Linked DNA regions of Homo sapiens: region 1 is linked to region 2. Evidence: read pairs that join two places in POLR2A ChIA-PET (ENCODE). Cell type or tissue: HepG2. All regions are shown on one strand. Links, peaks and the distances in the headings refer to the core of each region. The heading gives the core; the rest is flanking DNA.

The links. ChIA-PET counts read pairs that join two places held together with the same protein. Peaks named below come from ENCODE experiments on the same cell type or tissue, not always from the same donor. Only the 100,000 strongest peaks of a DNase experiment are listed, where the experiment ranks them.
Region 1: POLR2A ChIA-PET joins it to region 2 with 6 read pairs; 3 of 35 experiments call an interaction of 5 or more read pairs at or near these places.

The regions. Positions count from the first base shown.
Region 1 is chr1:40,551,839-40,557,216 of GRCh38, forward strand. No RefSeq gene overlaps it. Among named protein-coding and RNA genes, the nearest start is that of ZNF684, 23 kb to the left of the region's middle. In HepG2, for the core only: no CTCF peak of the experiment used is centred there; no DNase peak of the experiment used is centred there.
Region 2 is chr1:40,656,770-40,662,147 of GRCh38, forward strand. All of the region lies in intron 1 of RIMS3 (regulating synaptic membrane exocytosis 3), which reads right to left. LOC105378675 (a long non-coding RNA gene) reads left to right here and starts at 1,264. Exons shown (of 2, transcript XR_947238.3): 1 at 1,264-3,282. In HepG2, for the core only: no CTCF peak of the experiment used is centred there; a DNase peak (open chromatin) is centred at 2,952.

The DNA.
Region 1 (5,378 bases), core at 255-5,254, 100 kb before region 2:
TCAAGTGATCCTCCTGCCTCGGCCTCCTGAGGTTCTGGGATTGTAAGTGTGAGCCACCCTGTCCAGCTGACTTACCCTAATTCTTAAGGATCATTCACATTGTAGCTTATGACAGAATTTCCTTCTTTTTTAAGGCTGAATTATTCCATTGTATTTATATCCCACATTGTCTTTATTCAACCATTGATGGACATTTAGGTTGTTTGCAATTCTTGGCTATTGTGAATAATGCTACTATGAACACGGGACAGCAACTATCCCTTTGGGATCCTGTTTTCAATTCTTTTGGATAAATACCCAGAAGTGGGATTGCTGCATCTTATGGTAGCTCTATTTTTAATTATTTGAGAAGCCTTCATATTGTTTTCCATAGCAGCTTGACCATTTTACATTCCCACCTTAGCGTTCAAGGGTTCCAATTTCTCCACATCCTTGCCAACACTCGTTATTTCTTGTTTTCGTAAGTGATATTACTGATTTTATTGAAAAGATTACAGAAAATTTTGAGTTATAAGTAGACAATTTTAATGTAGAGTATAAAGCTTAGGAAATTGTGAGGAATTGAATATGAGGCTTCAGATGGACTATAATTACATGTATGCACTGCCCCGATTTTTTTATACAAATTATAGAAATATCTGCATTGCTTCAAAATTTATATAACTATAGGTTTGAAATATGTCATGTACTTTATACAAAATTTTATCTATTATGATAATGGTTGTACAACATCATGACTGTACTTAGTGCCAGTGAATGATACACTTAAAAATGGTTAAAATCTTAAATCTTATTTACATTTTACCACAATTTTTTAAAATGCTCCCAAAATTGTGTCTATTAAAAGTTTCTGGCCAGGTGTGGTGGCTCACCTGAGGTCAAGAATTTGAGACCAGCCTGGCCAACATGGTGAAACCCCGTCTCTACTAAAAATACAAAAATTAGCCGGGCGTGATGGTGGGTGCCTGTAGTCCCAGCTACTCAGGAGGCTGAGGCAGGAGAATTGCTGGAACCTGGAAGATGGAAGTTGCAGTGGGCCGATATCATGCCACTGCATTCCAGCCTGGGGGACAGAGTGAGACTCCATCTCAAAAAAAAAAAAAAAAAAAAAAAGAGTCTCTGGTAAACACCTTGTCTCTTCAAATCCTAAAAACCACCATTTGCATAATTGCTGATTGTAAGTGAAATAATATGATTTATTATCTAGTATGAAGTTCATTTCTATGAACTTCATTTCTGACCATTTCCTGGTGCCAGTCAATAGATGTGGCAGTTGTTACTGAGCATTCTCGAACCTCCTTTTAGATAAAAGAAGTCAGGGACAGTCACGTAGTCTTCTACTGCCTCTGGCTCAGCTGAGAGCATTGTAATATGTTTTCTTCCCCATGCAAACCACAAACGGGGTGTGTGTGTATGTACTTGTGCATATAGATATATTTAATCCTGATTAACAAGATACTGAAGAAAGAAAGCAGCTGTGTTCTGTATTACTTTAAGCATTTAGTACAGGAAAAGAGGCATTTCTGCAGGTAAATAGATTTATAAATATAACTCATCCTGTTTCACTGCCGTAGCTACATATGTAGGAGTAAACCTACAGGAGGTCAAGCAGCATGTAACTAGGGAACTCCTATATTTAGTTGAGAAAAATTAATCATGATACTTCGCAGAGACTTCTGGAAGAAAATTAATTAGCATTATATTCTAAAGGAATTTAGGATGGGGGAATGAATAGGTCTTTGCATCAACATACGTGCTATGATTGAAAGGCAAATAAAAACTAGTTAGGGCTTGGTGACTCTTCTTCCCTAATAAGGGAAATGTTCATGATATTTTAATTGAAAAATATTTAAAAAGTTACAGAGAATATCCCAATTTAAAAAAGTTTTATATACATATGTGTTCCAAAATGTAAATAGTAGTAACTTTTGGGTGATGTGATTATGTATTTTGTACTTTTTCTACATCTTCTCTAATTATATATAATATTTACTTTTTTTTTTTTTTTTTTTTTGAGACAGGGTCTCACTCTATTGCCTAGGCTGGAGAGCAGAGGTGCAAATAGGGCTCACTGCAGCTGGAGAGCAGAGGTGCAAATAGGGCTCACTGCAGCTGGAGAGCAGAGGTGCAAATAGGGCTCACTGCAGGCTGGACCTCCCTGGGCTCAGGTGATCCTCCCACTTCAGTCTGCTGAGTAGCTGGGACTACAGGCACACACCACCATGCCCAGTTAATTTTTGTATTTTTTGGTAGAGAGGGGGTTTCACCATGTTGCCCAGGCTAGTCTCGAACTCCTGGGCTCAAGGGATCTGCCCACCTCAGCCTTCCAAAATGCCAGGATTACAAGTGTGAACCACTGTGCCTGGCCTTAGCACTTTTCTTATCAGAAAATAAAAATTTTATATATATATAGAGAGAGAGAGAGAGAGCAAATGAAATGTTATTCCCTTTGCAGTGGTGGGAGGTGTACTTGAAATGTTTGTTGTTTTCTTTTTCCTTTTTTTTTTTTTTTTTTGAGATAAAGTTTCACTCTTGTCGCCCAGCCTGGAGTGCAATGGCGCCATCTCAACTCACTGCAACCTCTGCCTCCCAGGTTCAAGTGATTCTCCTGCCTCAGCCTCCCGAGTAGCTGGGATTACAGGCATGCGCTACCATGCCTGGCTAATTTTTGTATTTTTAGTAGAGACGGGGTTTCCCCATGTTGGCCAGGCTGGTCTCGAACTCCTGACCTCAGGTGACCCACCCACCTCAGCCTTCCAAAGTGTTGGGATTGCAGGTGTGAGCCGCTGCACCCGGCCGAAATGTTTGTTGTTTACATCAAATTTTATTTTATTTTTCTTTTTTTTGAGATGGAGTTTTACTCTTGTTGCCCAGGCTGGAGTGCAATGCCGTGGTCTTGGCTCACTGCAACCTCCGTCTCCTGGGTTCAAGCAATTCTCCTGCCTCAGTCTCCCGACTAGCTGGGATTACAGGGGCCTGCTACCATGCCCGACTAGTTTTTGTATTTTTAGTAGAGACGAGGTTTCACCATGTTGGCAAGGCTGGTCTTGAACTCCTGACCTCAGGTGATCCGCCTCCTTGGCCTCCCAAAGTGCTGGGATTACAGCCGTGAGCCACCGCGTCCGGCCCAAATTTCCTTTCCATGGATGAATGGTGATGATAACAACCATCCACAGCCTAGGAAAAAAGTCATAATTTAAGTATTCTAGCCTAGAAATACAAGCTGTCAAACTATTGGGCAAGATAAGAGGCTTACAGTTGCTGATGCAATTATTATATAAAAAGAATATGCAGCAGTCAGAGAAAATCTTTAGCCAAGTGAATAGATAATACAACTATACTGCACACACATTCTAGAAGAGAAGAATATGGAGAAGAACCAGAGATCATACTTTCTATATGTAAAATCAAGTAGATCGTAGGCTTAGAGGTTTCATTTATATCAGCAACTAATTTACGTGTGTCTGTATTATTCAATGTAGGATCATTATAGATATGAGGTATTTTAACACTGCAGATGATTTTTCAGTATGGTCTGAGGTGGTATAGTCATACATGCACTTGATCTTGCTTCTTTTCTCATAGCTAAAATAAACTCTAGGGTTGGGCATTAAAAACTATGGTTTTAAGCATTTAAACAGTAAGAAGTTTCTATTCTATTTAGAAATAAATTTTACAAAATAACAATGTAACTGGTATGGTTATTCATTATTAACTAAGAACAAAGCCAATTTTATGTGTGTACCTGAGTAAATTTGTAAAGCAAACTCCTTAGCAAAATATTGTCAAGCTCCCTATATTCAAACTAAGTCAAAATGCTAAAAGTCTCTGTATTTTGGAGACCAACTTAAATACGTTCATTTTCACAACCAGTTCCCAAAAACTTGTCTTAATTAAGGATTGAAAATGATTGCTACTATGTGAACATATCTAATTACTGGGAATTTACTCTGATCAGCTTTGGTTCTTAAGTTGCTATGTCTCTAGATTTAGTAATTTTGCATTAATTCACTGTACTGCAATGAATGGGTTTGTGATGATTCAGGTACAAGATTGAGAGAGTGGATAGCTATTCAGAATTTATGTTTTTTTGTTTGTTTGTTTGTTTTTTTGAGACAGAGTCTCGCTCTGTCGCTCAGGTTGGAGTGCAGTGGTGCAATCTTGGCTCACTGCACCTCCGCCTCCCAGATTCCAGAGATTCTCCTGCCTCAGCCTCCTGAGTAGCTGGGATTACAGGTGCGTGCCACCACGCCTCGCTAATTTTCGTATTTTTAGTAGAGACAGGGTTTCACCATGTTGGCCAGGCTAGTCTCAAACTCCTGACCTTGTGATCCGCCCACTTCAGCCTCCCAAGGTGTTGGGATTACAGGTGTGAGGCACCGTGTCCAGCCTAGAATATATGTTTTAAATCTGCCTTTAAGTAACATATAATATAGTTTTAAAAAACAAGGGTTACAATTATTACAGACTAAACATTCATTATGCTGATGCGTGAATTTCAAGACTGAAAAACCACTAGTAAATTATTTCAAAGCTTTACAAAAGACAGTGAATTTTACTCTGTGACATCTCACAATGCAACTTACTTTTTCTTCTTAGAACCATAATAAATACAAATAACCATACTCAAAGATCTAGCACATCCTTATTCATATGTTTTATAGCGCAATAACCGGGAAGGAAAGTACTGGCTTTTAAGTAATCCTATAAAACAATTTCAGTTGATAAAACACCTGCCTACTTATTGGCAAAACTACCAGTTCTTATGAAGGGTATTTTAATGCTCAGCTGCTCTATTGAGGTGTGAATGCAGCTAAGTTTGCACTTGTTAGTCTATAAGATGGTCCAAGCATCTACAAATTGCCTTGAAAATACGAATGATATCTTCTGGATCAAATGAAAACTTTACATTTTGTGAAAATGAGGATCAAAAGACTGTCAGTAAAATTTATTAGAAAGGTTTTGGGCCAGGCGCGGTGGTTCATGCCTGTAATCTCAGCATTTTGGGAGGCTGAGGCTGGAGGACTGTCTGAGCCCAGGAGTTCGAGACCAGCCTGGGCAACACGGGGAGACCCTGTCTCTACAAAAAACAAAAAAAATCAGCTGGGCATGGTGGTATGCACCTGTGGTCCCAGCTACTCAGGAGGCTGAGGTAGGAGGATTGCTTGAGCCCAGGAGGTTGAGACTACAGTGAGCCATGATCACACCACTGCACTCCAGTCTGGGCCACAAAGCGCGAGACCCTGCCTCCAGAACAAAAAAAAAAAAAAAAAAAAAAAAAAACGAAAACGGATCCCAAACTCCTAAGCAACACATATGGTTATTGTCTTTAAAAATTAATGCATGTGGCCGGGTGTGGTGGCTCATGCCTGTAATCC
Region 2 (5,378 bases), core at 104-5,103:
CGAAACTCCGTCTCAAAAAAAAAAAAAAAAAAAGACACACTAGAAACTACACTGACATGTTCTCCCTTGGACAATCTTGGACTTGATATCGTTGAGAGGGAACCAACTTTCTCACTACGTGAGCTAATGTTAAGAAATGGCACTGAAAGTCATCCCTGGTCCCACTCCACATATTGGGAAGCTCTAGGCTTGTCCACCTCTTGCAGGAGTTCGGGCACAGTGCCCCGCTAGTGCCCTGTTGCTACAGCCTATTCTGGTAATAACAATCTTTTAGAAATTCCTTGGTCCTTTCCTATTCACAAATTGTCATAACGGCCACCATCTAATATGAGCCTCAGAGCAGGAATTATCTTCCCCGTTTCTGAATGAGAAATGTGAGGCTCAGAAAGGATGAGACGTGTCCATAGTCACAGAGCTAGCTACACAGGGGAGATCCACACGTCAGAGACTTGACGTCCACCCAGACACCTTTTCTACTCTACCTGCATCCATCTGTTCCACAGTTGGCAGCCCTTGCTGGGCAGTGGGGAAAGAGGCAGGATGGTAACCTGCTATCTGCCCGTGAGACCTTCACAATCCCAAACAGCAAGCAGACAAATCAGCAAATCACCGAGATTAAGAGAGGTGAAGAGCTTTAAAATCTAGCCTGTAAATGCCTAAACTGCAGTTTCCTTGTCTGTAAAATGAGATGACAGACTGGGTGTCGTGAATCACACCTGTAATCCCAGCACTTTCAGAGGCCAAGATGGGAGGATTGCTTGAGCCCAGGAGTTGGAGACCAATCTGGGCAACAGGGTGAAACCCTGTCTCTACAAAAAAATACAAAACTGAGCTGGGCATGGTGGCATGAGCCTGTGGTCCTAGCTACCAGGGAGGCTGAGGTGGGAGGATTACCTGAGCCCAGGAGTTCAAAGCTGCAGTGAGCCGTGACCCAGCCATTGCACTCCAGCCTGGGTGACAGAATGTGACAATGTCTCAAAAAAAAAAAAAAAAAAAAAAAATTAGCCAGGCATGGTGGTGTGCACCTGTAGTCCCAACTTCTTGGGAGGATCATTTGAGCCTAGGAAGTTGAGACTGCAGTGAGCTGTGTTCAAGTCACTGCACTCCAGCCTGGGCAACAAAGTGAGACCTTGTCTCTAAAATAAAATAAAATTTATATGTTTTAAAAAAATAAAATAAAATGGGAATAATAATAGTACCCATCTTATAGAAGTGAAGATTAAATGAAATGTGTGAACACAATGTCTGGCACAGAGTAAGTGCTTAAAAAAAATGTTTATTACCAGGGAAGCACAAAGAACAGAATCAATACAGGTCAAGAATGAGTGACAGGGGGAAGGTGAGGTAGACATGGTTTGGTTTTTCACTGATGAAAAGAGTTACATCTTGGAGGATGAAGATTTTCGTGGGGAAAAACTCTTCTGCCTGTTCCTGGCTTCCTCTTCCCTCTCTCCTCACTCCAAAGCAAGGTGAGAAAATTCAGGCTTTCTTCTCCCTCTCTCTCCTCAGGCCTCTGAATGACATTTGACAGGTTCTTCAGAGCCTGTCCTGAGCACTGCTGCCCAGGAAAAGACTCTCCTTTAAGTCACAATTCCAGGCCTTTTTTCTCCAGCTGCTGTCCAGATGGAAGTTTGGGGCTCAGGCCCAACTGCCTGCACCCACATCGGCACTCTAAGAATTCCAGGAGATGTGTTTGGAAGCTAACGAAGATCCCCCTTCTCTGAGCGGGGCACTGAGAACCCTGTTTGCATGTCTCTTTGATCCTTCCCAGTAGGCTACAGATGACTGGACCAGGGTGGGCACCTGCCTCACTCTGAGCCAATCAGATCCTCTCCTGGGAGTTTGGGATTGGATCTGCCAAGCCCCAAGTTCTCTCTCTCCATGTGGCTGAAACCAAGGGACACAATACAGGAACTATAGGTGGCTTGGTGCCTGAAAAGGCAGAGATATCCAGTCTGTGGATACAGAAAGGCAGGGTGCAGAGAATGGCTGCTTCAAGTTCCCTTGGCCCTCCAGGTCCCGCCTTCCTGAAGCTAATGGTTTTCCTTCCCCTTAGTTCCAGGGAATCCCTTCTGTCCTTGTAATAAGCCCTTCTTTATTACTGAAGCTGGTTTGAGTGGGTTTCTGTATATAAGCAAAGACCTAATTAAGACAAGAGAGAAGCTGGGAGCCGGAGGTACGCAGATGAACAATCCTGAAAAAATAATCACTGTGCCTACGTCGGAGAAGCCCAGTGCAGTGGGAGACAGCGAGTAAGAGATGTAGACTTTGCACAGATGTGGCAGAGGGAGGGTGGGCTAACTCTGCCTGGGGAGGAGCGGAAGGGCTCCACAGGCTTCACAGCGAAGGTAGCAGCTGAGCCGATTTTGAAGAATTAAGGACATTCTCCATGGAGACAAAGTAGGGGTGGGGAGGCATTACAAGCAAAGGGAACAGCAAGTGCAGATGCACAGAGACCCAAAACAGCCTGGTGTCTTAGAGGGACTGGAGTTCAAAGTGTGGCGGGGAAGCAGGGAAGACAGGCAGTCAGGCGCACATCATAAAGGGCTTTGAATACCATGATAAGAAGCCGAGGCCTTTTCCTGTCAGTGACAGGGAGCTATTGAAGTATTTTAAGTAGCAGGGGGTGACGGGGTCAGTTCTGTGTTTTAGAAAGATTGTTCTGGGGCTGCTTGGAGAAAGGGCTGGAAAAGGCAGGCCTGGAGGCAAGGACCAGTTAGGAGGCTGCAGCACTCCTCATCTAGTCCCTTCATTCATCTAACAGCTCACTGTGTACCTACTATGTGCCGGGGTGAGGCAAAACGGATTCCTGAGCCCACAGAGTTCACAGCCTAGCATGAAATAGACATGAGGGAAAAGCGATTTGAGTGTGCTGAATGTTATGAAGAAGTACAAGGTCCTCTGGAGCAGGGTGCTGTTTACTGTCTGGTTTTTAGGCTTCCCTGCGGAAATGACGTTCGAGCTGGTATCTATCTGAAGGATAAGTAGGAGTTAGCAGGGCCCCAAGAGGGGGCGTGCATTCCAGGATTGGGGACAACACGTGTGGAAGTCCTGCAGCTGAGGGAGAGTGGCAGAAGAAGACACAAAAAGGTAGGCAAGGACCAGATCCCACAGGGCCTCGGAGACTGCGTCAGTGCATCTGGCTTTCATTCCAAGAAGGCTTGGAAGGGTCCTAAGCAGGGAAATGACACAATCCAACGTTTATCCTAAGAAGACCATGAAAGAAAGCGGGGCAAGAACAAATGTCAGGAGACCAGGTAGGAAGCTGTCACAGTGGCCCAGGTGAGAGCCAATGGTGGCCTGGAGGGGGTGGTGGGCAGCGAGAGGGTCCACGGACTCAAGGCAGAGATTCAGGAGGACTAACAGGGCTTGCTGAGGACTGGTTATAGGGGTGTGGGACGGGAAGAGGGGCGTATCCAGGAGAACTTTCAGCTTTCTAGCTTGACCAGGTGGGAGGACGGCGATGCCAGAGATGAACCGGGGACCTTAAAGGCAGAGCAGGTGCAGGTGGGAGAGTCAGGAGCTGGGTCTGGACCTGAACTGAAGCTGATTGTGAGACATCTAAGTGTGGGCCAGGAAGCAGTCACACCTGCAGATTGTTGGGGCTTCTTTTTTTTTTTTTTTTTGAGACAGGGTCTCGCTTTGTCACCCAAGCTGGAGTGCAGTGGCATGAACATGGCTCACTATAGCTTCAACTTCTCAGGCTCAAGCGATCCTCCCACCTCAGCCCCCCAAGCAGCTGGGAATACAGGCAAGCGCCACCATGCCCAGCTAATTTTTGTATTTTTTTTGTAGAGATGGGGTTTCGCCATGTTGCCCAGGCTGGTCTTGAACTCCTGGGCTCAAGTGATCCGCCTGCCCCAGCCTCTCAAAATGCTGGGATTACCAGCACTTTGAGGAGGTGTGAGCCACCGCACCCAGCCAGACCTGCAGATCTTCAACCCAGAAGAGATCATTAAAATCAAGAGAAGTAAACGAGATTACCCGGGAGGTAGGGAGGGAGGGGGCAAAAAGGTGGGAAGAGGGGTTGGGGCAACTTGAGGAGCCATGGTAGCAGCAGGACCTAGGGGCAGAGTGACAAGGGGCTCTGAGCTTGGCAAATCAGGACCATGAAATGCAAAGGTTACCTTCTCTCAACCCCAGAAGGCACCAGGATTTGGCTCCCCATCTCCTGGCCAAGCATCATGCCCTTAGCCTGGACACTTCCCAGGTGAGAGAGTCCTCCCTTCTCCACTGCACTTCTTCCTCTTGGGCAAACTCCAAGTTATCCTCCAAACCCAGGGCAGGTGGTCGCTCCTCCTAGGTGGAGACTTCCCTGGTGTAAGCATTGCTCTGCAGTTGGACAACCTGGTTTTGAATCCCAGCTCTGCCACTTGATAGCTGTGCGACTTTGGCTAGGTCACCTCAGTTTCCTCATCTATACCACAGAGATGATAATAGTACCTACCTCATAGGACTGTTTAAAGATGAGCATGTAAAGCGATGGGCAGAGAACTAGCACACAGTAAGCACTAAATAAGTGTTATTCTTATTAACATCCCACCCACCTTGGGACAGTTAGTAATGCCCTCCACCTCATCCTTGGGAACCATTTGCAGATCCATGTCTCTCCCTGCCTCTTCCTACCCCTACCCGATTTGTGGGGCTATATAATATGCAGAGCCCAGTGCTAAATGAAAATGCAGGACCCCTTGTTCAAAGTTACTAAAAATTTTAAGACGGTGTCAGCAGAACATTAAGTGTGGGGTCCTTCTAGGCGCAGGGCCCTGCGTGACCACTGACTCTTGAAACCAGCCCTGCTCCCACCCCCAGCCAGCCCTGGGCCCGGCCCAGAGTTGATGTCAGCCCCCACACAACAGAGTAAAAATGCCAACTGACATCCAGATAGGGTTTATGGTTTCCATGTGGAATTTCACTTTATCGTTTTCCTAGAGATATCATCAACTCCATTTTATAGTTGAGGACACAGAAGTTCAGAGACGGGTATGCCTTCCCAGAGATTACCCAGCTCAGGAACTGCAGAGCTGGGATGTGGGCACAGAGCAGCCTGGTGCAAAACCCTGCCTCTTGCCCTCTGGCTCCCCAGGGAGGTTGGGAGAACCTGGCCCCAAGGGCTGAGCTTTGTCAACAAGGCCACGATACAGCTTAGACCAGAGAGAAGGAGCTGGAGGGACTGGGACTGGCTGTCCTCCCTCCTGGGGCCAGCCACATAAACAACCGGTTCCCTGGGACCGAGGCTGCTGCACAGGGAAAAGGGTAGGAGAGGGCAAAAAGTCACTCCCAAGAAGGCTCTGCCTGAGGGCCATAGACCCTAACATTCTGGGGAAATCTGATCTTGCCTTTTCTGCTTAAAACCCTTTAGGGGTTGCCATTGGCCT